Regions from separate parts of the Homo sapiens genome. Here region 2 is linked to region 1. A link is a loop called in an ENCODE intact Hi-C map of the cell type or tissue named here. Cell type or tissue: heart right ventricle. All regions are shown on one strand. Each heading gives the region's core, and the rest is flanking DNA. Links, peaks and the distances in the headings are about the cores only.

The links. Hi-C counts contacts between places; a loop is a spot of excess contacts. Peaks named below come from ENCODE experiments on the same cell type or tissue, not always from the same donor. Only the 100,000 strongest peaks of a DNase experiment are listed, where the experiment ranks them.
Region 2: it touches region 1 in a loop (2.0-fold over the local background); 11 of 110 quality-filtered maps call a loop at or near these places.

Annotation. Positions count from the first base shown.
Region 1 is chr18:1,580,935-1,592,266 of GRCh38, forward strand. No RefSeq gene overlaps it. Among named protein-coding and RNA genes, the nearest start is that of LINC00470, 230 kb to the left of the region's middle. In heart right ventricle, for the core only: a CTCF peak has its summit at 5,138 (motif pointing right); no DNase peak of the experiment used is centred there; H3K27me3 peaks cover 268 bases.
Region 2 is chr18:1,657,145-1,668,476 of GRCh38, forward strand. No RefSeq gene overlaps it. Among named protein-coding and RNA genes, the nearest start is that of LINC00470, 300 kb to the left of the region's middle. RefSeq lists a silencer at 6,924-7,218. In heart right ventricle, for the core only: a CTCF peak has its summit at 7,131 (motif pointing left); a DNase peak (open chromatin) is centred at 7,147; H3K27ac peaks cover 2,593 bases.

The sequences.
Region 1 (11,332 bases), core at 2,081-10,080:
CTGCTAAGACCTCTTACCTGATTTGTTCAGTCCTGCTCCCCTCTTTCGGGGCTAAACAGGTCCTAAGCATGAGGATTCCTAAAAATCCCTATCCAAAGTTTGTCATTCAATTCAGTGCTTACTTTTCACTGAATTTGTGCTTCAGTCCTAGCAATCAGTCTTTTGTTGTATGACGAAGCTCGCAGTTTATATTGCAGTTCTGGTAAAAAGATCAGTGTCTTACTCCTCAATGTTTGATGCTGTCATTTGGCCGCTTGAATATATTCCAGTGCTTCCAAAAATAGGCCCTAAAATATTGGCACAAGTTCTTCCGGGGCTAATTCTATTCCGAATTTTAGCAGTTTTGGTGTGTAGATTCTATTGCTATTCCTTTCTGATGCTGAGTCCCCTTCTACTTGGTTTTACTGCTGCCTATGCTTCCATATCCATAATGGTATTCTCCCCTAAAATCTGTGTTTATTCTCCAGCTAATAGCTATGCTACCCAAACGCAAATTATTTACTCTCCCTGAGATTCAGTTTCTGCAATTATCAAATAAGTGAGTTGAAAAGCAAGATTCCTAGCACTGTTATGACCTTTCCTGACTCTGCATATGTAGAAAGTGCATTCTTGTAGCTGTTGCTAAAAGGACCTGTTTCAGAGTTCAATAATGCTATTTTGCTACTCTGTTCCAAACTGGCATTACTCAAAACTATAAATGCATTAGTTTTCTACTGCTACATAATAAATGATAAGCTTAGCTGCTTCAGACAACATACATTTTCTGTGAGTTAGAAGTCTAGGCACAGGTTCTGAGTCATTTGCTCAAGGTCTCACAGAATTGCAATCTAAGTGTGGGCTGGAAGTGCAGTATCATGAGTTTTGAGGTCTTCTTCCACAGTCACTGCTTGATCAAAAAAATTAGTCTCGTGGGTATAGGACTGAAGTCCTCACCCCCAAAAGATTGTGTACTCTTCCCTGCCATGTGACCTATCTTCAGCCAGCTATAGTTTGCTTTTTTCAAGGGCAAGAAACAAGCATCTTGGCTATTTCTTTCATTTCTGACCTATAGACCCTCTTTTAAAGGGCTCACCTGATTGGGTCAAGCCCAATCAAGATAATCTCTCTTTTGATTAACACAACATCAACTGATCTGGGAACTTGATTACATTTGCAAAATCCTTTCACTTTTGCCATATAATGTCACATGATCAACGGAGAGCTCACCCATAAAATTCAGAGTGAACACTCCAAGGTTGGCATATATTTTATGGAGAGAGAATTTTGGGCTATCTTATAATTCTGCCTACCAAAATAATCCTATTCACATTGGAAAAAAGATAATTTTTTTCAGTTTTTTACACAAAGAGTATCATCCACTGTTTATCATTTAACAAGTGAAATAAACTTCTGTCAAGTATCTAATGTCAATTAATATTTATACGTATTGTTGGAGCATTGTCTGTACTGTAGAATATCTTCCACAAGCACAGGAAAGTAAAATGTCACCATGGTTACAAATCTGTTTCAAAGAATTTGTTATGTAACATGTAGCTATAGGATTTTATGAGGCAGGTTTCTTCTAATGGTTAACCATAAGCTTAAAATAATAACTGCACACACTCCCAGATGATTAGCTTATGGCAATAACTCAACCAATAATACCGTTGTTACTGGTTAGAGGACATTTGTCTGCTACACACAGAGCATTCTGTAGGGTTCATGTTAGGTGAGAAGGGAGTGGTTTGCTCCTTCCCTGTGTCATTGGACCTCATCCCCTGATGCTTGATCTGTTGAGACTCATTCTTCCAACAGACATTCTCTGAGGTCCTCCTATGAGGGAGGCACTGCATTAGGCACTGATGGTATTAAAGTGAACGTGACCACATATATCTTTAAAGAGCAAAATCTACAGGGAAAAGATGTAAACCCAACGTTAGAATGCAATATGAAATTGATGTAAGAGAGATACATTCAAAGCTTATAGAAGCAGGGAGAAAATTCTGTAAGCTCTGAGCAGTGTTGAACCACAAGGAAAGACTTCACAGAAAAGGTCACATTTAAACTCATTCTTAAAGAATGAGCAAAAGCTCATATGTAATCTAAAGTCATGGGGACTTTAGGTTGAGGGAAGAATTTCAGTAGGACACAAGGACATTTGATGAATGTTCCAGATGACACGTAGTTTTGGCTGGGGTGAAATAATGAAGACCCCCCATCTCATTTGCCACTGGGGCATATACACCAAATAAGTGCGGTTTTTGCTTTGTTTTTGTTTATTTGATATGGTATTCCTGCTTTATATATGTATCATATCCATCTTCCCATAGTTCTGCTTGTGGAAACTCCTTGTTCTGTCCTCAGATGCTCATTGTTCACAAGTAAGTCCTCAACCTTTCAACTCGTCGTTTCAGGCTCACCATAATCCATTTCCAAAATTCTTTTTCAATTTTTATACTGTGATCAGTTTCCCCCTTTCTTAAAACTCTTCATTTCACGTAGAATAAAACCCATATACCTCAACATGGCCTTGAAGGTTCAACATGCTCTAGCTTCTGCCTCTTGGACCCAATCTCATGACACGTGTGCTTCAGCTCCAGCTTCAGGCTTCTGGAAAGCATCGACCTGCTTCAGGAATGGCCATCTATTGACCACCTTCCTCTGGTTGAAATACTCTTCCCCAGGGTTGTCGTGGGACTGGAGCCATCCACTGGGCAGGACTCAACATAACCACCAACTCCTTGGAGAGTGCTTCCTTGATTCTGCATTGCTATTAGTCCTCCCTGCACATCATGCTTGGCCATTTCACTCTACTTATTTTTTCCTTAGTGCTCCTCACATCATAAAGTTGTCCTTTCCATAATTTTCATTTTACATTTTTATCTGTTCTTGTCAAAATGTAAACTCCTTGGCTGTGCTCCCTACCATATCTCCGGAGCCCACAACAATGCCTACCTGGCAAGAAGTAGACAATACATTTGTGTTAAACAAGTGAATGAGAAAAGCATGACTCTTATCTCCCCTCATTGGTCATGTCTGTTGCTCTTTTGCAAATGTCCTCAGTTAATGCCTAGAAAAGTCACTATTTTCTCATTGGTTTCCTTATATTGTTCCCTTGCATTGCCTTCTATATTATTATATTTTCTCTCTGATCATTCAAGTTAACCGGAAATTATGATATATGCATATTACATGTTCTTAGCTCCCACAACAACTTTGTGCATTTTTATACATAATGGACACCTCCTAATATGTATCTTCTATTGAATTGTCCGTATTTGGGTAATCACTAATTTGATTATTGGCAAAAGAATGTTTTCTAGAGTATATGAAGGATTACTGTCTGCTCTCCTTTGCCTTGCAGCAGGCACTGTTGAAAAGGCTGCATATCATGCTGCTTGTTGGTGTTTCTCCTTCAGGAACAATTTTGCACTATATATCACAGAACATCTAAGAAGAATTAGTAAAGTTCAACTTAGATACAATTTATAGCACATCAAGTCTAAGAGTAGAATTGTAGAATTGGGAGCCACACTGTGACCTGAAAGCAATTTTTATTGATTCAACTAGGTTTTAATAACATCAATCAAGATGTACTCTGACAGCCACTTGATATTTTTTGGCTATGGTGAGAATTTCACTGACATATTTAGACTCTTTCCTCATCTGTCTCCTTGTCTACTGTCCTCTCTCTACTATCAAAATCCATTTATGGCCAGATCTATTGACTCAGGGGCACTGGCCTCTTCATAAATATGGTAGAAAAAGAGAAGGTTTTTCAGGCTGCCTTTGCCTCTTTATTTCATGGTGCTAGGCATGGTAATACAAAAGCAGTTGCCCTGTTCTTTGATAAAAAATGTATCTGATCTTAACCATATAAGATTTAAATATTCCTTTAAAAATGTAAAAGCGTGAGGCACAGTTTTATGGTGAAAACTTTTCAGGTAGTTTTTTACTGTTTTTTACTGTAAGAGAAGGACATTTTGGAACTGGAATCCACTCAGATTTAATTGCAATTCTGCTGAATTTTTAAGAAGTCATTAATTGTGCTTATGCAAATTCACTTTCTTCTTCCCTACTTTTGCCAAATGAACCATACAAATCGCTAATGAATACAAGGGGGAAAATGTCTAGCAAAGAAACAGAGTGCTTTCCTTTATTTTTTTACATTGTTATTTTGCCTCCTTCTGTATACTTTTTCTAAGCCCCTCAGATAAAAATTGTTTCTTTGTTTATAAATCTGATGTAATTTTCATATACTTCTCACTTGTATTCTTGTTAGTTGTATGGCTCTATCTTTTACTAATTTGGAATGGTTTTTTCATTCATCTTTTTAGTAATGACTATGTCAGTTACTGAATTATAACAGGAACTTAATGCCCATTGAACTAAGCATAGTATGTTGATAGTATGCTCAGATCTTACAAAAATATTTGTTGGACATCTATTATGTGCAGGCACTATATGTATTTGGTGTATAAAAATGAATATAAGACATTATCACAGCTGCTAACTTAGAAGAAAGTACATGTAGGGATTTAAGTCGAGACTGTATTTTGATTGGCTTATGGAACTATTAAATGGTAGAAATAAAATCCAAACTTAGAATTTTCATGTGTTTTTACATTTTGAAGCAACAACTGTAAATATCACTTCTTCCATGGTAAATCAGCTACTTTTTGTTTTTGCTGAAGGAGCAAGAATACCTTTAGCAGTATTTTGGAAAATTATAATTGAGTTTGGTCATGCAAGCACTTAGAAAAAAGTTTTGCCAAATAATTGTATGACTACTAAAAGGGTTTGTGATATGGCACGGGCTATGATCAGCAATATACCCTCATCGCGTTCATTTCTTAAATGAATTTGAATAAAGTAATTTAACCTTAAATAATTTATTATTTGAGGTAATTATATAATAATTTCCACTTTCCAGAATTGTAAACCAAGGCTTAGCTAAAGATATAGAATAACTTTCCCAAGGTCACGACATAAATGGAGCAGAGATTTGAACTACCATCTACTCTTCTGTTATTACCTTTAACCAGCTTGCTTTTCGGCCAGATAAATGAGTGCGTGGTAAGTTCCTGCCCAATGTTCCGTCAAGTTAAGTGCGGGATTGAGCCTTCAGCACTACATCAATACATTTGAATTTTCTTCAAATTATCACTAGGTGGCAGTGTATCAAACCTTAATTCAGAATGTTAAAGCTTACGCGTTAGTAGTGTATTGAAATTTGTCTCAGATGTAAACTGTAAAAAGTGATTGGTAGATGTTCAGATGAAAATTAAACTGAGGACAATATTTTTATAATGCCATTTGAAGTTTAAATTCTAGACAGTATGCTTTTGGATATATGCTTTTCTTCTGTAGCCCTTTTATTTGAAGAGACAGGCCATATATCAATTTTGATATTTTCTTATTTTCTATATGATACATAAATAAGTATGGTTTATATTAAAATGTAATTTTTTGATCTGAAATTTGCAGTATGGTTCATATATGAAGGTGCTTTGACAGGTTATGACAGTTTTGGCTTTTATGAGTCAGAATAGAATTCCTCTAATGACATAAGTAATGCAATACAATTATGAGCATTATTATAGGGTCTTTTAAAAATGAACACTGTTTAAATGCTCTACATAAATTTACATTTGAAATAAGGTGCATTATTATGTGTATCTATTAATATTACTTTCAGTTCCTAATTGTCTTTTTCAGTTAATAATACCCTTTTTTAACCAAAATAGTTGATTACTTCTGTTTAAGAGGCACAATACTGTAATTCTGATGTTTCAGATAGATTGACACAAAATAAACCAGAGATGGCATTTAGAATTTTATATGCCTTAAGTGCAATTTTTAATTAAGGTTTTCTCTTCTCATTGCTGGATTTTCTAATTATATTCAAATAATAATGAGGAAGACCTTTCTAAGGAAGCCAAAACAATATGCACATCTATACTCTTAAAGGTACTAATCAAAGACTATGGGGCATAATAATTTGGCTCGGCTCTGACATTCAGAATTAGTTCCCTTGTTCCTCAATTCCTCTGTGAGCTTGATTTTTCTCCCCCAAAACATATCAGAAGTCATTGTTCATCTTATTCATACTCCACTCTGCCTAGAGCTGACTATAAAGTAGGATTACAGAATTTTAAAGGTGATTCTGAATTTAGATTCCTTTCTTTATGCATGAATAAAATAAAATGTAAGTTCTTTTATGATGTCTCCCAAACGTTTTACTCTGTTTTTCTTGGTGTGACAAGATATCTTACATCTTCAAAAAGAAAAACCAAAGAACTCAATTTCCATTGATAGGTAACATAGAAACAAAAATATAGTAGAAATGAATATTTGAATTAATGGAGAAATAATATAATTATTTGGTTATTAAATGTGCATTTGTGAAACAAAAAATTGCCAGTGTTTCTGTGTTTGGGCTTTAAATTCAACCATTACCTCAAAATGTTCTTTTATTGCTTTCTGTAATGCTGCCAATTTGCTGGGAGCAAATTCATCAAATGAATTCAATTTGTTTCGCATTTTATTTTCCTCAATTTTTCTTGTGCATGGAATATTTCTCAAACTTAATTCTATTTGTATATTATGTCTTTGTTGTATTTCTTCTTCCTTTTAAAATTTATTTTTTTCTCCATGCTATCCTTTATAGCCTGATATATTTTGCCCAGAGAAGAGGAATGGGCAGAAAAGAACCAAGAACGCCACATTTCTGCTATCCTGGTGGGCATTACTTATTATTTCAAAATAAGCTAGTCTTTTACCTCAAATTTTCTGGGAGGCTTTTAAATATCCACCTTATCATGGGCAATAGATTCTTCTTTTTCTTTTTCAGTGCCATAGGAGATCAGAAGAAAATTCAATATAAAAAAAAAAAAGACACAAAAATCACCTCCTAGTAAAAAAATCTAATGAAATGAGATAATTTGCAAAAAAACTAAATTATAATTTCTACTTCCAGGTTAAATTTTAAGCTTTGTACATAATGAATTCCTGTACTATGTACCATTTTTCTCACAACCATTCACTTCTAAAACTTGGCTACTAAAGGTAAGAGAATCATAATGAGAAACAGTGGCTATTTCTCTGGTGGCTTTTATGAATAAAGGGTGATGATAATTTATTCTTCCAAGAGGCAACAGAGGCATACTGTTCCCTAAGTTTTTCCAAATACTTTTTATCTAAATGGAGAATGTATTTGCTACATCTTATATGTAAGATTACCCTTTTTTTGTTTGTTTGTTTTTTGCGATGGAGTCTCGCACTGTCACGGGGGCTGGAGTGCGGTGGCACCGTCTGGGATTGCTTCAACCTCCACTTCCCAGGTTCAAGCGATTCTCCTGCCTCAGCCTCCCGAGTAGCTGCGACTACAGGCACCCGCCACCACACCTGGCTAATTTTTTGTATTTTTAGTCAAGAGGGGGTTTCACTATGTTGGCCAGGCTGGTCTTGAACTCCAGACCTCGTGATCTGCCTGCCTTAGCCTCCCAAAGTGCTGGAATTACAGGTGTGAGCCACCACGCCCTGCCAAGATTGCCCATATTATTGGCACTTTATGCCATTTTAGATAATAAAGTAAACTGCCATAGACAGCCTTGGTTTTGTGAGTGAAAATACTGCCCAGATTCCTCAAGTTAGACAAGTTGGAGAAAAACATATACTCCTACCACTGAGCTGTGTCTGGACTTTCTACTTTGTTAGCTACTGTCTTTGTTCCTGTGGGGAAATTTGTTTTACTTTTGTGTCAATAATTTCGCTAAGATTATTTGTAGCTGTCTGAACACAAGTTTCATGATTTTCTACTCAGTTTAGTTTATCTTTCTTATAATTTGGATTAAAACTTTAAAATGATGTTATATAGTTTTATTTTCTCATTTATTTTAAAACTTTTATTTCTAAAAGTATTTAAACTTGTTTGAAATAAAGAAAATACTCTTAAAAATTAATTAGCAAGATTTCTGGACATAATAAAACAATAGTGATATTTGAGCCATCAAAAAAAAATCTGACATAAGAGTTACTCGGGAAATGTTTTCTACTTAATAAATTTCAAATCTCTCAGAATTTACTTACTGTACTTTACAACCGTTTTTTCTTTTGAAATTTTCAAATCTAAAGAAATGGTGAGGCTGGGCGCGGTGGCTCATGCCTGTAATCTCAGCACTATGGGAGGCCGTGGTGGGTGGATCATTTGAGGTCAGGAGTTCAAGACCTGCCTGGCCAACATGGTGAAACCTCATCTCTACCAAAAATACAAAAATTAGCTGGGGCGTGGTGACAGGCACCTGTAGTCCTAGCTACTTGGGAGGCTGAGACAGGAAAATCGCTTGAGCCTGGGAGTCAGAGGTTGCGGTGAGCCGAGGTCCCGCCATTGCACTTCAGCCCGGGTGACAGGGTGAGACCCTGTCTCAAAAAAAAAAAAAAAAAAAAGAAAAAAGAAAAGGTAAAATAATTGTATATGAAAACTCATATACACTTCCAGTGAGTTTGACTAATTAGTAACATTTTGCTGTGCTTGCTTTATCTCATTTTATTTATTTATGCATCTGTCATTTTTCATTCTCTCTTTATACAGAGGTATTTGAAATGTTGCTGAGCTATTTGAAAGTGACTTATAGATATCATGACACTTGCTGCGTGCATATTTCAACCATAAGGGATTTGACTACATAAGCACAATACTATCATCACACCTGTAATAATTTCTATTTACTTAATAATATTGAAAGTTCTTTTGTGCTGTCTTTGAGGCACAACATAAGGTACTGCTCTTCTGACTTCCATTACACTAGATTGGTTTTGCCTGTTCATATAAATGGAATCATGTGTGCATATATTATTTTGTCTTTAACTTCTTTCATTTAATATAATGTCTTTGAAGTTTATCTATATTGCTGTACATATGTATGTTTACTAAAAAAAAAGCCAGACAGTTTTATACAGCAGTTGTTCCATCAGCAAAGAGCTTCATTTGGTTCTTATCTTTACCAATATTTAGAGGGGACACTCACTTTTGTAGCCCAGGAAGACCATGAAGAAAGTTTGGCTGCCTTGAAGCCTCTATAGTATGAGAAATTTCAGGCTATGTGGAGAGGCCGTTTGTGGATGTTTTGTTCAGTGACTTCAATGAGCTGAGCCTATGGTCATCCTAAGCCTAGGGGCCAAAGATACCACCCAACAATTCTAGTCTCAGTCATTAGTTGCCCCAGTTGTTCCAGTCTTCCCAGCTGAAGACCAGACATTGTGGAAGAGACATGTCATCCCCATGTGTCTGAATTCTTGAACCGTAGAATCCATGAGTACAATAAAATGATTATTTTTATGCCACTTAGTTTTGAAGTGGTTTGTATGCAGTGGCAGTAACCAGATACCTATATATATTATACTTACATTATTACTCAGTTTGAAATATTTCCTAGTTTTCCATGTGATTTCTTCTTTGGGTCATGGGTTATTTAGAAATATGTTGATAAATGTCATGTATTTGAGGAATCTCTAGGTATCTCATTATTATGCATATCTAACTTAAATATGTTATGTTTGGAGAACAAATTCTGGAAAAGTGCAATGCTTTTAAAATTTATTGAGACTTATTTTGTGGCCTGCATATTTCTTGGTGAATGTTCTACATACACTTGAAAATAATACGTGTTCTGCAATTGCTTCCTACATTATTTTACAAATATCAATTTGTTCAAGTTAGTGGATAAGTGTTACTCATGTCTTTAATCTTCTTGCTGATATTTCAGTCCAGTTGTCGCATCAGCTTCTGAGAGAGAAGAGTTAAAATCACTAAAAATAATTGCAGATTTGTCTCTTTCCCCTTTCAGTTCTGTCAAATTTGCTTCATATTATATATTGAATCCTTATGATCAAGAGCATATGCACGTGTATGCAGAATTTATATGTAGTTTTTCACAAATTTACACTTTCATTATTATAAAATGACCATTATTATCTCAATTAACTATCTTATAGTCTGATTAATTTAGTATTAACAGATTTTTTTTGTAACTATGAAGCAACTTATAATCACCACTTGCATGGTGTATCTTTCCCAATTATTTTACTTTCGATCTGTTTGGGTATTTAATTTTTAAATGTATCTCTTATAAACAGCATCTAGTAGAATCTTTTGTGTTTTTTTAATTCAAACTCACAATCTCTGCCTTTTGTTTAGAATGGTTAGTCCATTTGTATTTAATATAATTACTAATGTGGTTTGGTTTAAATCTGCTATTTGCTATTTGTTTTTTATTGCTCCGCTCTGATCTTTATCCTCACTTTACTGCCCTTTGTGCAAGTTAATCAAGTATTATTCTGGAATTTATATTAAATTCTTGCTGGCTTTTTAGCTTAGCAGAAGACTAACAAAATTGAAGCTCTACCAACAAGTAGATGGAAAATACCTTTAATAAAGGAGACTAGTATTAGAGTCAAAGATTTTTTCCCCCAGAATTTTTGATGTAACGCTTTAAGGTAACTTTTGAAAAATAATAAAGTGAATCCACATATAAAAAATAAATTGAGAAACAGACTTTCTGCTTTCACAAAAATTGACTCAAAATGGATAAAAGACCTAAATGTAAAGCACACAAATTTAAAATTCTTAGAAAATAACATAGGAGAAAATCGAGGTGACAGTGTATTGGTAGTGACTTTTTAGATATAATATAAAAAGTAAAATCTAAAAAGAACAAATTGATGTTAGAGTTTACTAAAACTTCTGCTCTGCAAAATATACTGTTAAGAAATAAGTCACAGACTGAACAAATATGTTTGCAAAAAACATACCTGATAAAGAACTAGTATATAAAATATACAAAGAATTCTTAAAACTCAACTATAAGAAAGCAAACAACTGTATTTTTAAAAATGGGCAAAGGATCTGAACAGATACTTCATCAAAGAATATACATATATGGAAAATACACATATGAAAAGATGCCCAACATCACATATTAGGGAACTGCAAATTATAACAAGATACCACTACATACCTATTAGAATGGCTAAAACTCAGAACAACGACAACACCCAATGCTGGCAAGAATGTGCAGCGACAGGAACTCTGCTGCTAGAGGAACTCATTGCTAGAGGTATTGCAAAATGGTACAGCAACTTTGGAAAACACTTTGGGAGCTTGCTATAAGACCAAGTCTACTCTTACCGTAAGATCTTCAGCTGCATTTCTTGAAATTTTCCCAATTTTTTGGTTGGTAAACTATGTCTACAGAAAAGCCTGCATGTGAATATTTTAGGAGCTTTATTCATAATTGCCCAAACTTGGAAATGGCCAAGTTGTTCTTGAGTAGATGCAAAGAAGAACTGTAGA
Region 2 (11,332 bases), core at 2,340-10,339, 76 kb after region 1:
CATCTTTAAATTGAAGCTGGACTAAGAGGAAGTGAGATCTGGAGTCAGTGGTGGGGTCAATGGATTGAGGGTCTGAAAATGATTGAAGTAGTGTTTCTATGAGACTATTTGAGAAAATGAACAATATAAATAGGACATTTGTGTTTTGAAGGGAGATAGTTTCTGGTGATAGCTAGACCCAGAATGTAACCATGAGAGAATATGGCTGAGGTACAGGAAAGGAAATGGACCCAGGAGACTCATTCATTCATTCAACACTTATGTTTTGAGTGCTTCCTGTGTGCCATGCATTGTTTTAAGCAATAGATTGACAGCAGTAAAAAAACAGACAAAAACTCCCTGCTCCAGTGAATTTCACATTCTAGTGGATAAGAGAGATGACACACGTGGTGTGTGTGTGTATAATATCACTTTATTTTACATATATAAAATTTATATTATATATCTCTCCTATGACAGGATTCACAATATATATGTATGTTTATATGTAAAATAAAGCGTCAGATGTGACAAGTGACAGGGAATAAGAATGGAAAGGTAGCCAGAGGCCTGATCAGGTAGAAGTTCTCAGTCAGGATAAAGAGCTTGACGTTTTTTCTTTTGTGGTAGGATGTGACTGCTGGATTTTGAAGTGTGTGTGTTTGTGTGTGTGTGGTGACATAATCAGATTTATATTTATACATGCATCACTACAGCTACTATCTGGAAAACAGACATTTTGTGAACAGGAGACAAAGCCTATTGAAAAGCTTCTGCAGCCGTCCAGGCAAGAGATACAGGTTCCTCCTTATAGGAGGGCAGTTGTGTTACAGGCAAGAAAAAGCAATTGAATTCAGGTATAATTTGAAGGTAAAATGTAGGAATTCTTGGGTTCTTGAGAGGTGTTTGAGAAGTGGCTCTTGGTGATTTGCTCAGCTCATTCAACCTCAAGAGACCACTTCTGCACAACTACCTGACATACTCAAAGTTAAAAGTTGGCAACTCTCTTCATGTTTATTATTGCACTTAATTGTTACAACAGCTCTATTTGGTAGGTGTCATTAACCACCATGCAAATTAATTAATATTACATATTATGGACTTTGTAGGTGACTTGATGAATCAAAACAAGAGACATTAAATTTACAGATTTACAGATGCCAAGGAAATGCTGCATTCTTTTTTTTTTTTTTTTTGAGACGGAGTTTCACTCTTGCTGCCCAGGCTGGAGTGCAATGGCACAATCTTGTCTCACCACAACCTCTGCCTCCCAGGTTCAAGTGATTCTCTTGCCTCAGCCTCCCAAATAGCTGGGATTACAGGCATGCACCACCACGCCCGGCTAATTTTGTATTTTTAGTAGAGACAGGGTTTCTCCACGTCGGTCAGGCTGGTCTCGATCTCCCGAACTCAGGTAATCTGCCTGCCTCGGCCTCCCAAAGTGCTGGGATTACAGGCGTGAGCCACCGCACCTGGCCTGCATTCATTTTTTATCATTTATCTTTGTTTGACTTGATTGCAGCTTGGAGTTAAATTGTTTTGAGAAATTCGTAAGGCAACGTACATATATTTAGTTTAACTTCAGAACATTCTATACAGTTTCATTCCAAGAGAAATTAAAGAGACAAATTTGGGTCTACATAAAACCTCACAAAATGTTTTCTGCTCACAGAAAGACACTGGTTTCCTTTCACGGTTAAACATTTTTGTGGGTGCAGACAGTTCTTAATCCCGCCTTCAGATTGTAGGACCTATCAAAAATAGAATATTTGTAGTTGAAGAAAGAAATCTTGATTTGAAATTACTTTTACTTTTGGAATCTTTTCCTGCATTTAACACGTAAATTTTGGCAAAAAGCAGTGACTGTCATTGGCTTTCATCCACGTTTCCTCGAGCACTAGCCTCTCTTCTGGCTGGGCTAAAGAGCAATTAAAAGCATCCTGAGAGATTCATCAAAATGGTGTTGGAGTGAGACAGGGCTCAAGGGGTTGAGAAGTCAGAGTATCGGAGGACTGTTCTTGTAAATATTAAAATAACTCAACATCCTGTCATGAAAAGTGTGATGAGGAGATCGTGACCCAGGTCTTTAAAACATCAATAACAGAAAGGAAATGACAAGGAGTTCAGTAAAAGCCAGTAATGATGAGGGAGCAAAGTGTTAAATGTTAATGGAATGGATCTCAAGTAGTGAAACCTTCTAGAGGAGTAACGGAGAGGTAATGACGCGTGTAGCGCCTGTGGAAAGCAGGAAGTTGCCCACTTCACATGCCAGGTGTGAGCTTTTAAGAATGTGTGAAAATAAATACCTTCTGCTTGATGGCAAGTGCTCACAGGGGATTTGCTGGCATTCAGTTAGGGCAAGGAAGTGGAGGGAACTTCCAGTGAAAGGGTTGGGGATGAAGGAGGGTGTGCTGTTGCTGGAGTAAGAAATTCAGAGGATGCAGTGCAAAGTTGTTATTATTCTCATTTACCACCTTGAGGTAAACTGAAGCTCAGAAATAATCATTAATCTGAGTCACAGCACTTCTAGGTGGCAGCAGAATTTGGCTCTTTATACAATTTTGTGGCTCCAAAACCTGTTCTCGTTACAGGGATATAAATTGAACTCAAAGTAAAGTTGGAGAAATGCTGTCACTTAACATGCTTTAGCCAGCAAATCATTGCAACACAGACACTTCACAATGGTTTTTATGTATTATGATATAGAGATGGGTTCTCTAGCCACTTGTGAAAGGCTTCAGTGTGCTAATAGATTTGTTCCCTGTCTCTTTAAAAATTTTGTTGAAGTGCTGGTCAGGGCTAACTTTGGCTTTTGATAGTCTTTAGTACGTGCTTCAGAACAGGCCTAAGAGAAAGCAGGGAAAAATAGATTGACTTGGTTGTTTAATAATGTTTGACCAATTCTTAATGTTGTTAAAGGCCAGCTATGCATCCAGCTATAAACTACGCTATGTAAAGCCATGAAAAATACAGTTTCCTATCATTAGTGTCTTTCCTTCATCAGTTTTCATTTTTCAATTTTGCTCTTCCTATTCAACCACAAAATTACATTTCTGTTAATTCTCACCAGAGTATACAATCTGCATTTTTTCTCTTTTCTTTTTCCAAAGTTTATCTGGTCAAAGGGTGATTGATGGAGTGGGTGGGGTTGTCTTAGCAACAAGCCTATGCAACAGTAAGTAGAAATCCCTATGAACTCTGGAGCAAAGGGTTTTTATGGTTCAGAATATAAATTACATTTTAAAACACATTTTGATCTCTTCCTCTAACTATTAGAAAAGAAGAAATAATCTATATAGTAGTTCCATGTTTAAATAACTTCTTTTCTAGCTAGCAGAGTGGAGAAAGCTTAAAAACAATACCTGATGAGACGGATCATGCTAAAAGCCTCAATTTACTCCAAAGGGTCCCAAAACAACTTAAAATGTGGATGCATCAAGAGGCAAGTGAGGGTGGCTGAGGCTTGGATTTCAAATCTAAGTGAGGGTAGGCTGTCTACAGTGAAGATGAAGCGTCAGATCACCGTCTCATTAAGCAAGCAGCCTAATGGCGCTCTTTCTTCCACCCCCGAAGGTGGCAGATGTCTATTCTCTGGGGAAGTTAAACTCAAGATACTTAGAGGGTAGGGCTGAGGTTGATTGAAGATGCTGGGATTCGGAGAAAATAGGCACATGAATCATGAGACTCTCAAACCCATTCCTCCAAGAACCGGGGCCATCAGGACTATGTATGCCCTTTCAGTCACCAAAGCAAAAACGTGGAAGATTATTTTCTGGAAAGACTGCTCTAGAGAAAGATATTTCTTACTTCTGACATTTGGAGTTGCCTAAGGAGAGAAGTGACTCTGTTAGATCACTTTACAATGCTGTTTATCAACTGGAAAGTCCTGGCCCTGCACCTGGATCTCCCATGGAGTCTTTAATTCAAAGGAGCATTTGAAGGCAAGGGTCACAAGCTATTTCAACAAGTCTCTAAAATCAGGGCCAAAGCCCAAAATAAACAGGAAAAGAATTATTTAGAGCAAGAAGATAAATAGCCCAAAGCAAGCTTTATGAAAACTATTATTAACAAGCATAATTTGAAAGAATAGCACATCTTTGAAATGAGAATATATGTGATTTAAAAAAAAACTCATGGGAATTAAAATGATGAAGCCAAAATTTTAAAAATTTTAATAGAAGGCATTAGAATATTTTCAATATAATTCTCCTGAAATTAGAACAAAAACACAATGAAAGGGTTGATAGAAAGAAAAAGATAAAAATAAATTAAATATTTCTTAGAAGGTATAGAAACTTCATAATGGGAGTTCCATAAAGAGAGAATGGGAAGAAATGGAGATAATGCAGTTTTTGAATAAAGTAATAAACTATTCCATAATGAAAGAAGAGCAGTTTTCAAATTTAAATGGTCCATTTTTTGTTGAAATCAATGAATGCAATAAGATACCCATCAAACCACTTTATTCTGAGACTTTAGAATTAGAAAAGAACAGATTTTAAAATCTCCCAGAAAGAAAAGACAGCATACAGTTAAACAAATGGAAATAAGAACAGTACATAGCAATATACTGTAGTTAAATCTGGAGAAAAACTGCAAGGAATTAAAACTGAGGACCAGGGTCTAGTCCTAGTCAGATTCCTAACCTCTCTATGCTCCTTTTTATTAAATGTAATATGCAGATAGTAATACCACCTACCTCACAGTGTTGTTGAAAGAATTAAATGAGAAAATGCACAGCATGAACATTCAATTAAAATTAGCTGTTTTTATAATGATAATATGATTACCATACTTATCAATAAGCATTCCCAACTAGAAAGAATTGTCTTGAAAACATAGTCATATCATCATAATGAAAACGTAGAAAACACTTAAGTGTCTAATAAGAGTGAAAAGGTTAAAGGAATGATATCAGGGAGGAATATTATGTAGCCAATAAAATCAGCAATATCAAAAAGTATTGAATGATATGGGAAACTTCTGATATGTTAAATGAAATTTGCAAAAGATGGAATTATACAGTATAAGACAAATGTTTAAAAGCACAGACATTTAGTAAGAAATGGCACTACATTTGTTAATAGTATTTTTCCCTAGGTGTTGGAATTATGGTAGATTTAATTTCTGTATTTTTATAAAACACTAAAGTATTGTTTTTAGAATTAGAACTGGATAATAAACATTATTAAATCTGTAGGCGGCAGATAAAGACAGTAAGTTATAAACATGTTTTGTTCTATGTGTTATTATATTCCATGTAACAATCATTGCCTTATGTTTATTAATTTGCTTATGCCACAAGCAAGACACAAATTTTCATAAAAGATTGATACTTGGGCCACCCACTGCTTGGGCACCTCCAATTGTATTCCTCCAGGAGAAGAAAGACTGGCTGGTTTTCCACCAGAATAAGCCAGCTCTAGGACTGCTTGAGACAGAACCAAGCCCTCCTCTTTAAGGCAAAGGGGGAATTTCTGGAACAGAGAGGGAGATGTGCCCATCCCACTCAGACTCATGGACAATGTGGGCCAGGTAGTATAATATAGTTCAAAGACAAAGCTTTCTATTCTAACAATTAACAATTTTCTGGAACTAGCAAAGTCAACTCTCTGGTTATTGTCAAGTCTGTTGAGTCCCTAACTGCCATTAAATAGTTATTTTTAAAACGTGGTGTTCAAATAGGTTTGGTAAACACCAGGCTTCATTACTACACCACTTCTAGGCATGCTTCGTTTGCTAAAGGGTTTTGTACATTTTTGAGATGGAAATATGATTTGCAGATTTTCCAAAATTTAATTGACTCCTGGACCCAAATTTTTGTAATACATTTTTGTTGCACACAAGATATTTAGGAAATTATGGCCTTGGTATTCCCAGTAGAACTCTAAGCCTAGATTTCCATAAGGAAAAGAGTTTATCCTAAAATTTATCTATCAGCCCTTCTTGAAGTGGCTGGCACTCAGAGCTGCATTAGAGTAGGTATAGGAATATTAGGCTTGCCCAAGATAAAATTTGGAGAATGAGGGAATGATTGAGTTGGGTGGACTTAGTGTACAGAATTAGCGGCCACCTCTCAAGAAGTCATCAGACTCTAGCAAAGAAGCCAAAGGGAAGAAACACTCAGGAGGCAAGGCTAACAAGAAGAGAACTGCTAACTGTAGAACTCTTTGGAATTGCCCTTGACAAAGGTATTGAAATATCCAGATGAATGGTTCCATTTTCTTTCCTATGGTATCTAATCTGCTAACTGAGATTATGAATTCATTATCTCTATGTCTTATACGACTACGGTAGTATTTATTTATTTATTTAAAGAACAGTAAGCTCTTACTAAATGATTAATTAAATCTATTTTCAACTATACTCCTATCTCATGTTGAAAGAGTACTAAGAATATAATCAAATATATTCTATTCATAAATGGCCTTAATTTCTGCACAATAAATTAAATTCCCATCAATGTGATTTACATTTGAAGAGTTTTAAGCTTTAACTAACACATGTAGCTCCTCATGAAAAGTGAAAACTTCTCTCTGACATCTAATTTGAAATATTACCTGGCTATGTTGATAAACATTCTCTTTGTTTTCAAGCTCTCTCTAGGTAGTATATCTGGGCAGGAAAAGAAAGAGCTCCATTCATTGAAGCTTCCTCTCTTTCACTAAATTTAATTGGTTTAGAACCATTGTTTTATCCAAATGCAATGTTAACAAATGGACACGTGTAAGCAATAAAAAAGCAGGGTTTTATTCTGAGATTCAGTTATATTCAGTAGGACAGTCAATTCTCTCATTCATATGACTTTATCCAGGAGCTAGTTATTGCAGATGTAGTTATTCCTGAAGGAGAGACAATAACTATATTTAAGGATACCGTATTATCAGAACAGCACGCATGGGCTACATCAGCATGCCAGCGTTGTCCTTCACCTTCTACCCAAGCTCTGTCATATTCTATTCAAAAATGTCACTCAGGCAACCAGCAGGGGGAGGCTTGGAACATAATATAAACAGCGGCTGATATGAAGTATGATTTAGGATCAAACATTTGGGATACATTTACAGTAGGGATATGTGCAAGAAAAGAGGCGCTCCTTCACACCCAGCCAGGAAGCGTATCAGTTTATCCCGTGGAACTTAGCACAAACTTCTCTCCTAGCTCTGTAGACTCGGCGCCCCCTAGGGGTTAGTCGCAAATGCAAAGTTGCACATGCATCCCCTTCTGGCCACATCCCCAGCTCCATCAGAAAGAACTACTTCATTCTACAGTGCAGACCATATACATACATATTCATTCTTACTTTGAAGGATACTGTTTTGGTTCATAAACCACATAGATGCCACTTCTCCTGAATGTATAGCCCCTAAGCCCAGGCCATGTTGCTTTTAAGAATCAACCTTAGTAATACGTGTTTCCTTTATGTTGGCTGACATATTTGATCGCAAGTTGAGTTCTATATAATGTCAGTGTATACCTATAATAGACTCCTAGACCCCTCTTTACAGACAGCCCCTGGACTTTGCTTAGCAAAACAAACTTTGCAATTCACACACATCCAAATTCCAGCACTAGCACTGACTAATTAGGGGACGTTGAACAAGTTATTTAACCTGAGTCTTATTTTCTCAAATCTTTAAAATATACAGAGTCAATAATCACCTGTTAATGATACTATATATTTATAAAAATAAAATTACCTATGTAAAGTCCTAGACACATAATACATATTCAATAAATAGTAATAATTCGTATTTTAAAGTCTTCGGAAAAAAAGAACAAAATGCATTAGCAGATCTTTTACACTTCATTAAACATACTATAGTTTTGTAAATAAGGAAATCACCTTTTTGACTTCGCATCCCAAAGTGCCTGGAAAACTGCATACATATTAGCAATTGAAGGTACATATAGCGAATGAATGGAACAAATATCAGTGTTTTAGGACCGGGTTGCCTCCTTTCACTCTTCCTTCCTTGTGGTAGCATTAATGGCAATAGTACCCCTTCTGGGTTCATTGTATTCTTTCAAAAACTGGAGTTTTTAGCAGAACATATGAAGAGATTAAATTCCACTCAGAGTTATTACATTGTTTACTCAGTCACCTTCTAATCACCCTGTTGCTATTTTAGAATGGCCTTGACTGCCCTGTCTCATAAATTCAGAAGGGAAATTAATCACACATTCTTGCTAGGTGAGATCTTTCCCTGACCCTCTCATCACAGTATTCTGTTTGGCATCTATCATCTTAAACGTATGTATTTCTAGTGGAGGCAAAAAAAAAAAAAAATCTTAGACAGTGATAATACTTTGATCAAAAACTGTCAGAAAATTGCTTTACTCCTGAAAGCCACTGTCCTTACCTACTTTCCTCTCTTCCTTAAAGTGGCAGCCATAAAATTATGCCTTGGAGTTCTCATCAACATGGCATATACAAACGTGGCTGTACATAGTACAGGCCTAGCCGGAAAATGGGCTGTTGTCCCGGGTAATGATCCTGGCGTGTACTGTGGAGGCTAACAAGATTTATCCCAACTATTGATAGCTATATTCTTTTGCTCTTTTATACAAAAATGGGTGATACTTTTGAAATAAGTAGAGAATTATCTTCAGAACAGGTAGCACCAGTGCTCTTCTCAACATTTGTTATCACTAATGATAGAAGCCTTTGGAAGAGCAAAGGGTTACTCTGTATAATATTATTTGCCCATTTGAGCTACCTGGAGATATTTATCACTGTAAATTTTCTACAAAGCATAATTAAAGTATCCCTCAAGAGTTGTATATGTGAAATTAATTATTTAGAACAAGCTGCTACCAGTCTTGGTCACCTGGTAACAGTCTACTGAATGTAAATATCTCATTTTTTACTTAATACTTTTCCATCTGCCTCACCAGTGCCTAGCACTGTGGCTTAGAATTGTGGCCAAGACTACATAAAGATCACATCTTGCATAGAGACGGGTTGTACCTCTCAATGTCAGGAAAGAATGTGTTTGTCCGGACACCAACAGCCTGTAAGTTTAAACTGAAGGCAAGATAATGAGGGAGAAGAATGTGCAGGATAGCTAGAATGGGGAACAGGGAATCACGTGGGAACTGATGGTGAGTGAGAACCAGAGGAGAGAGAAACTGCCTCCAATGCTCAGGTACTGATAAGCAGCACACAAGTAAGAAGAAAAGCACATTTTACTTTACAATAGAGTTACTGTGAGAGCTATCTATGGGACTATGAGGAGAAGCATCAGGGCTGAAAGGCCATGTCCTGCTTAAGTTGAATGACGCCCATGGTTCAGCACAAAAGACAAGAAAAACAGCAGTATGTAATTGTAGGCATTTACCTAGATGGTGCACAATAGAAAACTACTATAGGTTGAAAATGTAGGCGTAATGAGAGATTCCAATTGTATTGAATGATTTTAAATGTCAATTCTTTTCATTAAAAACAGTCCATCTGATATCATATGTCACCCATCTATCTTACATCCTTAGAAGTTAAAGGAGGCAATTAAAAGAAGTATTGTTCCAGATTTTATCATGACTGACAAAGCCAAATTGCAAGCCTAGTTGTGAGAAAAGTGAAGAAGCCTTTTTGTAATCCTTTCCCAGGATCAGAAAATCTGGAAATTACCTCAGATTAAATGAAAACATATTTTTAATTGCTCACAGATTTTTATGAACTTCATTTGGGCTGAAATGCACAGCTCTAGTTCTTTAATTTGGCATACTGTTCTATTGCACTGTATGAGTGCCACGATTTCTTATTTTGCTTCTTGTTTGACATCTAAGTTTTCTCCAAATATGTGTCTATGTAATGCAGAACATGCCTCCATGTTTACACATGCAAGAGATGCCCTACACTCCAGCAGTAGAATTCTTAGATCCTAAGCTGTGTGTATTTGTATTTCTAGAGATTGCTAGATTGTTCTCCATAGCTATGTCCTATCAGGAAAGCATGAGAAGTTTCATTATTCTATACTGTCATCAACACGTGGTCTGTCTGATGGTTTCAGTTTTACTAATCTAATGGTTTAATCTTTTATTTTACAGATTTCTAATGAGATTGAACATGTTTATATGTGTTGATTACATATGTTCCCCTGTGTGTGCATCACATGGTCACATCTTTTGCCCATTTTCTCTTGAATAGATTTTGTGTTTCTTATTTGTTTTGTAGAAATTCTTAATGTATTCCACTTAGTATTCTATTGTTAGCTATATGGGTAACAAATATCTTCTTTCAACATGTGACCTTTTTTAAAATGTAGTCTTTTTTGTGAATGAACATAATATATTGATAAGCTATCTAACTGTTCAATACTATATTTGGAAATCATGGAGAAGTATGTCGTGAGAGTAAAATGAGAGACAAAAATAAGAGCTAGAAATAATGAGATAATGTTAAAATATTCATTTTTATTGTTATCGTTGCCCTTGTTCATTTGTTTTGTTACAGTATAATTAATTTAGCTATTATAAAAATAATGCTGTGTAACTAACTAAATGGCTTACAAAGATGAGCATTCATTCTCACACCTATAGGTCTGCAGCCCAGCTAAGGTTTTGCTAATCTTGGCTGGGGCTGGCTGATAAACTGCTTCAGTCTGTGGTCCAGTTGGCTTTGGCTCCAGACTGAAGGTTAGGTTCAGATCTGCTACATATCATTTTAGGATCAGCAGTTATTTGAAGCACAAACCCATAGAAATGGCAGAAGCCAAGGGGCAAACCGAAATGTTCAAACACATTTTAAAGACTCTGCTCAGATAACTTCCTACTCACATTCCTTTAGCCAAAACCAGTCACATGGCTAATTCCAAAGAGGAGTAGGGAATTGTAGTCTGACTCAAAGGGAAAGAAGAGGTAAGTGAATACATATTCACCAGAAAAAAATGCATCATAACTGAACATAGCATACATGTCCCAAAATAGTGTTGAAAGAATTCTATTTTAAAAAATCTTTTAAAAGGCATATTTGGATGGTAATAGAGATGTCCACACTCAATATTAAAGTTTGCCATAATCATTCACAGAAGAGAATGAAGTGAAAAGAGGGAATGTAATTAATGATGTCCATTTACAGTGAGGTTGTTAGGATCTTTCTGATAGATATTGTGTGGAAATAGATGGATTTTTCTCCTTTCCCAATATTATTTGCCCATTTGAGCTACCTGGAGATATTTATCACTGTAAATTTTCTTACAAAGCATAATTAAGCTATCCCTCAAGAGTTGTATATGTGAAATTAATTTTTTAGAACAAGCTGCTGCCAGTCTTCGTCACCTAGTAACAGTCTACTGAATGTAAATATCTCACCCTGTACTTAATACTTTTCCATCTGCCTTGCCAGTGCCTA